Linked DNA regions of Homo sapiens: regions 1 and 3 are each linked to region 2. The links are chromatin loops, found by intact Hi-C in ENCODE. Cell type or tissue: ascending aorta. All regions are shown on one strand.

What was found. Peaks named below come from ENCODE experiments on the same cell type or tissue, not always from the same donor. Only the 100,000 strongest peaks of a DNase experiment are listed, where the experiment ranks them.
Region 1: a loop joins it to region 2, with 4 times the contacts of the local background. A loop is called at or near these places in 2 of 110 quality-filtered maps.
Region 3: a loop joins it to region 2, with 2.6 times the contacts of the local background. A loop is called at or near these places in 11 of 110 quality-filtered maps.

Annotation. Positions count from the first base shown.
Region 1 is chr7:150,404,462-150,406,961 of GRCh38, reverse strand. LOC728743 (zinc finger domain-containing protein LOC728743) reads right to left here and starts at 1,286. Exons shown (of 3, transcript NM_001395976.1): 1 at 1,058-1,286. RefSeq lists enhancers at 1-13, 307-815 and a silencer at 1,524-1,983. In ascending aorta, a CTCF peak has its summit at 1,478; DNase peaks (open chromatin) are centred at 1,101, 1,641 and 2,083; H3K4me3 peaks cover 2,500 bases; H3K27ac peaks cover 2,500 bases.
Region 2 is chr7:149,623,674-149,626,173 of GRCh38, reverse strand. It overlaps the pseudogene ZNF767P. Among named protein-coding and RNA genes, the nearest start is that of TRC-GCA9-3, 11 kb to the left of the region's middle. RefSeq lists silencers at 1,027-1,776, 1,797-1,896. In ascending aorta, CTCF peaks have their summits at 480, 1,115 and 1,318; DNase peaks (open chromatin) are centred at 443, 1,403, 1,769 and 2,073; H3K4me3 peaks cover 2,000 bases; H3K27ac peaks cover 1,332 bases.
Region 3 is chr7:149,741,351-149,743,850 of GRCh38, reverse strand. LOC124901771 (a long non-coding RNA gene) reads left to right here and starts at 1,551. Exons shown (of 2, transcript XR_007060585.1): 1 at 1,551-1,744. RefSeq lists an enhancer at 1,416-1,945. In ascending aorta, a CTCF peak has its summit at 1,480 (motif pointing right); a DNase peak (open chromatin) is centred at 1,510; H3K4me3 peaks cover 1,036 bases.

The DNA of each region.
Region 1 (2,500 bases), 780 kb before region 2:
AAAAAAAACACAACCCTGTAAACTTGAAAGTGACCTCGGTTAAACATTAAAGGCGGCAGCTCTTTGTTTATCAAAATGAGGCATGTGTTCAAAAGGTTTCCAAGTCACTGAACCAGGGTGTGGGCTCCCAGGGGGACTGGTCTCAGCGTGATTCCTCTTGGTATCCTCACAGCAAAGCCTGGCCCAAGGCTGAGCAGCACCCTCAGTGCCCAGCCAACACCCCCAAACCCAGCTCCCTTCATGCTGCTTCTCCAAAGGATCCTCTTCCCAGGACACTGTGTTCCTCTTAAATTGTTTCCCATTGTCCTCACAACAGCCCTGAGAAAGGGGCGGAGCAGGGTTATTGAGCCCCACTTTAAAGATGGGGAAACTGAGGCTCAGTGAGGTCAACATACTTGCCAAGGTCACAGAGCAAGGTGAGCCTGGACTAGGCCTTAAGTCTCCTGTCTCACTGTTGAAAGCTCTTTTCAATGTACTAGCTGCTCAACAACTAAACACTCCTCAAAACACACACACACCCCCCACTGCCACCATCCCAGCCGTCACAGAGCCATGCATTCCAAAGGGCCACTTCTCCTGTAGATGCACTGTCTACTGCCACCACTCCCACGACCCCCACCAAAACTTGGGCTCCTGCAGGGCCCTAAGGCCTGCCTCATCCATTCTCCCCAACCCCATCAGGGAAGCCGGCTGAATATTCCACTGGACCTCCCCGAAGGCCTCTCTTCACTTCCAGCCTCAGTCAACCTATCTGCAGAGTGGGGTCTCAGGGCCACCTCCTCTGTCTTCCGTACCCTCGAGGCCGGGGTGGAACTGACCCTGGGGAAGGAGACAAGTCCTACTTGCAAGAGACCCCACCCACAAGTCTTTTCCACAGGCAGCTGCACTGACATCTGCAAAGACAGATCATCAAAGTCCCCTTGGCCAATCTCAGCCCGGCCCTGTGACTGGGCAGCCTCCTCACTCTCCCCAGCTATACCCCTGACTGAGGCCCCGCCTGCACGCCGAAAGGCCCCCCGTCTCTCCCCCAAGTTCTTTCCTCCCATGCCACACTCACAGCCCAGCTGAGCCCCTGCTCCTCCGGTCTCCGGCCGCAGCTCTTTGCTCTACAGTCTGCGCTGCTCAACGCAAATACGGTAACTCTCCCGCAGCGACACCCGCGCCCCTTCTCCCCGCCCCCATAAAGACGGCAAGCGTCCCGCGACGTTGCTCTTATCAAATAGCTGCATTAATCGGGAGAGCTGACCCCACCCCACCCGACCTTACACACAACCTTGCCAACTTCTGCGGCCGGAGCAACCCTGGAGAAATATGGTAAACTCTGCGTCGCAACCCCACCCCCACGAAAATACGTAGGCCTCCACCCTGCTGCCGCAACCCACCCCGCCCGACTGCAAGCCCCAGCTCCCAGAGGGAATGAATGCAGCCCACCCCCCACGGCCGCAGCGCCCCCCCGCGGAGCCACGCAACCCTGGATAAATACGTAATTAAGTCCCGGCGCTCCCACTCCCGGAAAGGACCTGCGCGGGACCCGGCAAATACGGTAGCACGCCCGCAGTGACCCGCCCCCGAGGGTCCGGCTCTGGCCTCGGTAAATACGGTAACCTCCCGCCGCGGCCCCAGCGCGGCCCCGCGCGCACTCACATGGCGCCGCCTCCCGAGCCTTCCGTCTCCGCTGCAGCGCCGCAGTCGCCGGCGTCGTCGCAGCCGCACAGCAGCCCCGTGAGGCTGGGAGGTCTAACTCTCCGGCAGCCCGGCTGGCGGAAAACGGGGCTGCCAGCGCTGCGCCCGCCCGGGCCGGAGCGGCGACCATGCGGGGGCCGGTTCCGGGGCCTGAACGTCCCACGGAGCGGGCCCTCTCAAGCCCCCCGATCCGCCGACCCAGACATTCCCCCTTTCGGGATTCCCTGAGGCCTGCATTCGGCCGTTATAGCACCATCCCTATTTTCCTAATCCCAAGGCCAGGCCCACAAACCGCCCCCAGCGACAGGAAAGAGGGTCGGACGGAGGCGCCGGCCTTTCCCCGGGTGACATGGGCTGAGCGCCGGAGCCCGGCGGCGGAGCGGCCCTGGGCGAGGGTTTCAGGACTGGAGACAATAGTCAAAGGGGCCGAATCGAGGAGCTGCCCTCGCTGACAGTTTCGCCAAAGTCTGCCTGACTATATGGCCTGGGTTATATCACTAGAGTGACCAGAGGGAAAGGAAGAAGACATCAGGCCCCTGCTGACCCCACCTCCTCAGAACGGAACCCGCAGTCAAGCCAGAGATATCCCATAAAAGAGCAACTTACGACGTCTGGAGTAGCAGCGGGCGTGAGAGGGCAGAACCAAATTACAGCTTCCAGCTGCCATTTAATGATAATGTCCCTTACTCGGACATAACTTTGCCTTTTACAAAGCCCTTTTCCATGTTATGATCTCGTGGGAACCTTCCAATAACCATGTGCACCCTACCTTGTGTGGGTTTTATCCCATTTTATAGACGGGAAAATAAAATTGAAA
Region 2 (2,500 bases):
AAAAAAAAACAGGAAAAACCTGGGGCAGGTCCAGGGACATTCTCCTACAGCTCACGGGGTGAGTAGGGTGATTTTACCCTTTGTCGGATTTACTCCAAAAGACAAAATGATGCCAAAGGCTCCAGGCAGGAAATCTCTAAACCCCCTCATTTGAGGGACAATCGCCCAGAGATGAGAGGCATCAGAGAATAGCTAGGTTGTGCCTGCGACCCAAAGAAGCAAGTCGGACGCAGGAGCATCGGCAACACTATGAGTAAGGTCTTCGCCCACACGACTCCTGGGGCAATTCCATTTTTATACACTGAACGTACAGCCCACGCTGATGAAGAGAAACTAGGGGAGAATGTTCAGATCCCGGTCCCTAGGCCTGGCAAGCCCCATAGACCCCACATCACATGTCGCAGGTTCCCCAGCTGGAAAGAGCCCCACTCAGCCCAGGAATCTGAAAGGCAATGCGCCTCTGTAACCACGTGGGGGCCCCCGTCCAAGGCGCCCTCCATCCTCAGCCTCTTAAGGACTTTTAAATGTTTATTTTTCTCTCGTTTAAAAATACTATCCTTGTTATTGAAAAATAAAAACATGAATTGGGAAAATAAAATGCGTAAAAACGGCCTGTGCTCTATTAAAGAAAACTACTTAGTCTATGTTGACATTTGTATGCTTCCAAACTTTCAAAACTATAGATACACATATACACGGTATATAATACTACATATGATGTCATATATTGTTTTAAAGTGTTAATTTTAAAACAAAGACAGGATCGTTCTGGACAGGCTTTTTCTCTTAAAATATCATGAACATCTGTCCATACCAATTTCTTCCCCAAAATAATGTTCAATGATGGTATTGCGTTCCATTGCTCATGCCATTAAAAAATATTTACTGTAATAAACACATGGTAGAAAATGCTAAGTAGCATCTACCGGTATATTCCTATTGTTCGAAGTATTTATTCCACTTCAAACACAGATGGGGATGAGTTACAGCTGCCCCCCGAAAACAGCCCAAACCTCCAGGCCCAGGACCTCGGGCGGCAGAAGTGCCTGTTCGGCCGCGCCGGGGCCCAGCTGGGCGAGGGGGCCACACTGCCCGCGGTCACCGGGGAGGGCCCTGCCTGGAAGCCCCTGCTTGCCCGCGGGCGCGGCCAGGCGGGTCTTATGAGGGGGACTCTTTCGGTAACCGAGTCCCTCGGCCTGGGTCGCGGGGCCAGCGCAGTGACTGCGCGCGCACACGCGGCAGTCGGGGAAGGGGCGAGGGGTCGGCCAGGGGTCGCGGGGTCAGCTCCCGGGCGCGGGCCAGGCGGGGTCGCGCCTGCAGTTCGCCTCCGGAGCTGCAGGTGGGGCTGTGCGGCTGCCTGCCTCCAGGAAGCCTCATGTGCCTTCGTCGGCCGCGCCGGCTCCCAGGATACAGTGCGGACCGGCCGGGCGCTAAAGGCGTTGACGCAACTGCGGGCGGCGCAGGGCAGGGGCAGTCAGGGAGCAGCGGCGGCAGAGACAGGGCTGGGCGGGCGCCGCCTGCGGAGAGCACCGGGAGGCGGGCCCTGCGTGGGGCCGCGCGCAGCAGCGGCGACGACTTTATCTGGGCCGCGGGGGACAGCGCAGGGCCATGGAGGAGGCGGCCGCAGCTCCGGTAAGGGCGACCAGCGCGCGCACGAACTCGCGGCCTGGATTCCCCGGGCGACCCGGGCCCGGCACACGGGGGCTGCGGGAGCCGAGCCGTACTACCGCGCCTGGGGCTCCGGGGAACAGGGCCGCGGCGTCTGCCGGGGCCTACTGCGCTTGCCAGCCGGGCCCCCCACTCCGGGCCGAGCCCGAGCGCTGGCGGAACGGTTGTCCCCGCCCCGGGCCGCCCCACGCCAAGATCCTTGGCCCCTCCGGGGCTTCCTGCCCCCGCCCCAGCCGCTGAACCCTACATCTGCGTCCCCCCACCCGAGGCTCTTTTCTCTGCTTGGCGCTCGGCCTGTGGGTCCCTCCCCCAGCTCCCCCCAGCGGCTTAGTGGTACCTGGGAGTTGTGAGGCTTCGAATCCGCGTATACCGACACCCCTTACGTGCCCAGCTCCCCAGGGTCGGCGCGGAAGGGAATATAGAGCCAGGTACTGCACCAAGTCCTGTTGAGGCCTTAGTCTGTCCTTCTGTCCTCACAGCAAGCCTGTGGGATGGGTACTGGTGTTATCTCTGTCATGCAAAAGAAAAACCTGGGGCTTAGAGAAGTTAACTTGCCCAGGCTTGCACACCTGGAAGTGTGAAAAGACACACAGTGGCTGTGTGTTCAAGGACCAGGCAGGCAGGTACGCGGGCAATAATTGTGCAAAATAGGAAGGGGTGAGTGTTGGCGCCCAGGTGGAAGCTTGCGGTGGGCTCCGGGGGAAGGAGTGTCAGGGGGCCTCTTGGTACCGCTGTCCACCCCTCCTGGCCTGATGCTCTGCGCCTCTGTGATTTGAGCCGGGCTTTTAGGGACGGCTAGGATTTCAGGCCCAGCTAGACCGGTGGTGCTTTC
Region 3 (2,500 bases), 120 kb before region 2:
GGGCAGGACTGTTCTCAAATCTTTCCAACACAGGTCCTTATTAAATGTCATTCTTGTGATTAGCATATAATAAATTCTCAGTAAGTGTTAGTTGCTGTTGCTGTAGTTAGTAAACAGAACAGCTCAGGCAATGTTGGGTCAAGTTAGGGACTCGCCACTGCCAGGGAGAAGTAAGGGATCTGGCACGAAGTCAAGCCAATGTCAAGGAAACATTCCTGGAAAATACATGGTTTGCTTTAAGAGTCTAAATGAGAATGTGGTCTCTCTCTCCAAATATTTGCACACATTGGCACAAAACTTCAACATTTTACAATTATGCTTTCAATGGTCTTATTTGAGCCACACATTCAAACGATATTTTCTTTCTTTTTTTTCTTTTCTTTTTTTTTTTTGTGACGGAGTTTCGCTCTTGTTGCCCAGGCTGGAGTGCAATGGCGCGATCTCGGCTCACTGCAACCTCCACCTCCCGGGTTTAAGTGATTCTCCTGCTTCAGCCTCCCAAGTAGCTGGGATTACAGGCATGTGCCGCCACGCCCACCTAATTTTTGTATTTTTAGTAGAGACGGGGTTTCACCAAGTTGACCAGGCTGGTCTTGAACTCCTGACCTCAAGTGATCTGCCCGCTTTGTCTTCCCAAAGTGCTGTGATTACAGGATGAGCCACCGCGCCTGGCCACAATATTTTCAAGGTACAAATTCATCTTGGCCAGGCATGATGGCTCACACCTGTAATCCCAGCACTTTGGGAGGCCAGCGTGGAAGGATCACTTGAGCCCAGAAGTTTGAGACAGACCTGAGCAACATAGCAAGACCCTGTCTCTTTAAAAAAAAAAAAAAAAAAAAAAAAACCCGGCTGTGCGTGGTGGTGCACACCTGTAGTCCCACCTACTTGGGAGGCTGAGGTGGGAGGATTGCTTGAACCCAGGAGTTCCAGGCTGCAGTGAGGTATGACCATGTCACTGCACTCCAGCGTGGGTGACAGAGTGAGACCCTGTCTCAAAAAAAAAAAATCTCACATCAGACCTGACAGGTATATGAAATCCTAAATTGGGACGTGATGTTAAAGTTCATCTGGCTCTCATCATTCACTCCCTCCAAGTAGGAGTCCCTTCCACAGCCCCACAGGTGATGTCCTCATCTGAACCCAGCACCGCTGCTCGTGGCTGCCTCTCTGGAAGCCTGTGCCAGGATTAGGCACACACCTGATTCTCTCGGCAGTGGGGAACCTCCGAAGGAGGCTGCCCTTCCCCCACCTTCCAGCATGGTGACTGCAGAACCAAGCTCTGCTGTAGAAAGAGAGCTGGTAGCAAGGCGTCTCTTCACCCTCTGTCCAGTAATACACACAAGGTGGCTTCATATACAAGGCAGCGTGGGATCTCTGAGGAAGCCCTTAAGGTAATGTTCGGGAGTAGGAAGGTGGGCTTCACGACTTCTGTTTTCCCTTCAGCCCCCTACGGGGACCAGTTGCAGCCCTGAATTGTCATTGCCTCTCTTTCCCAGCAGATGGCGCCGAGGCGCTGGAACGGAAGCCCCTTTCCTTGACCAGCTCTCCCCTCCGAAATAGGGATTCCAGAAACGCAGGTTCCTGCCTCTCTGCCCGAGGTCTGGCAGAGCAGGTGGTCTCAGTGTGGTTTGATGGAGGAGCAAAGGCATTCCAGATTCAGAACAGCTTCCTGTTCTGCTCACAGCAGCCTCAAAGTCGATTGAAAGTTTCTGGCAAAATACAAATTATTTCCTGGGAGGAGGTAAGAGAATGGATTAATTTACTTAGTTTCCTAGTTGAGAATTTCCCAAGGTACTGGGACTCAGAGCAGATGTGTCATTATTGGTGGGGAGGGGAGGTAAAGGAAAGTCTGGCTCGATTATTCTCAGCTGCGACCCGGGACTGTGGCGGGGCTTGCACACACTCACAGCTCCTTCTGGAGACCTCCGCCCGCTTATCTTTGGGGGCCTGTGGTCCCTGCCTGGCCCACTGTTCTGGCGAACTGCGGCCGCCTAATGCAGTGCCACCAGCCTGCTGAGACGTACAGTGGCTGCTCCCGGGCTCCTGGCACTCTGAAATCTGGCATGCAATAAACGCATGCTGCCTGTGGAAGGCAGACAGATGCAGAAGTTCTCTGTGGTTAGCAGGGGGAATGGCTGGGAGGCAGCAGTGGTAAACTCTGATTGTTCTACAGTTTTGCCAACAAGAATGGTTCTCAATACGGGCTGCATGGCAGAATCTCCAGCAATTTATAAATATACCAATTGAATGTGTACGTTTTTGTATATTGTATTTTAATAAAAAGTTTATACACGCATACATATGGCTAGATAGATGATAGATGCCAACTCCATCTATCAATCATCTCATTCTCCATGAATGAGAATCTGTACAGGTGGGGCCTAAACCTGATTTTTTAAATCTCTCTCAAGTGACCCCAGTTTGCACTCAGGGAAGAGAACTGTTGCTCTATGAACTTCTCCATCATCTTAAAGATCCATGTCCAGATTACCACCAA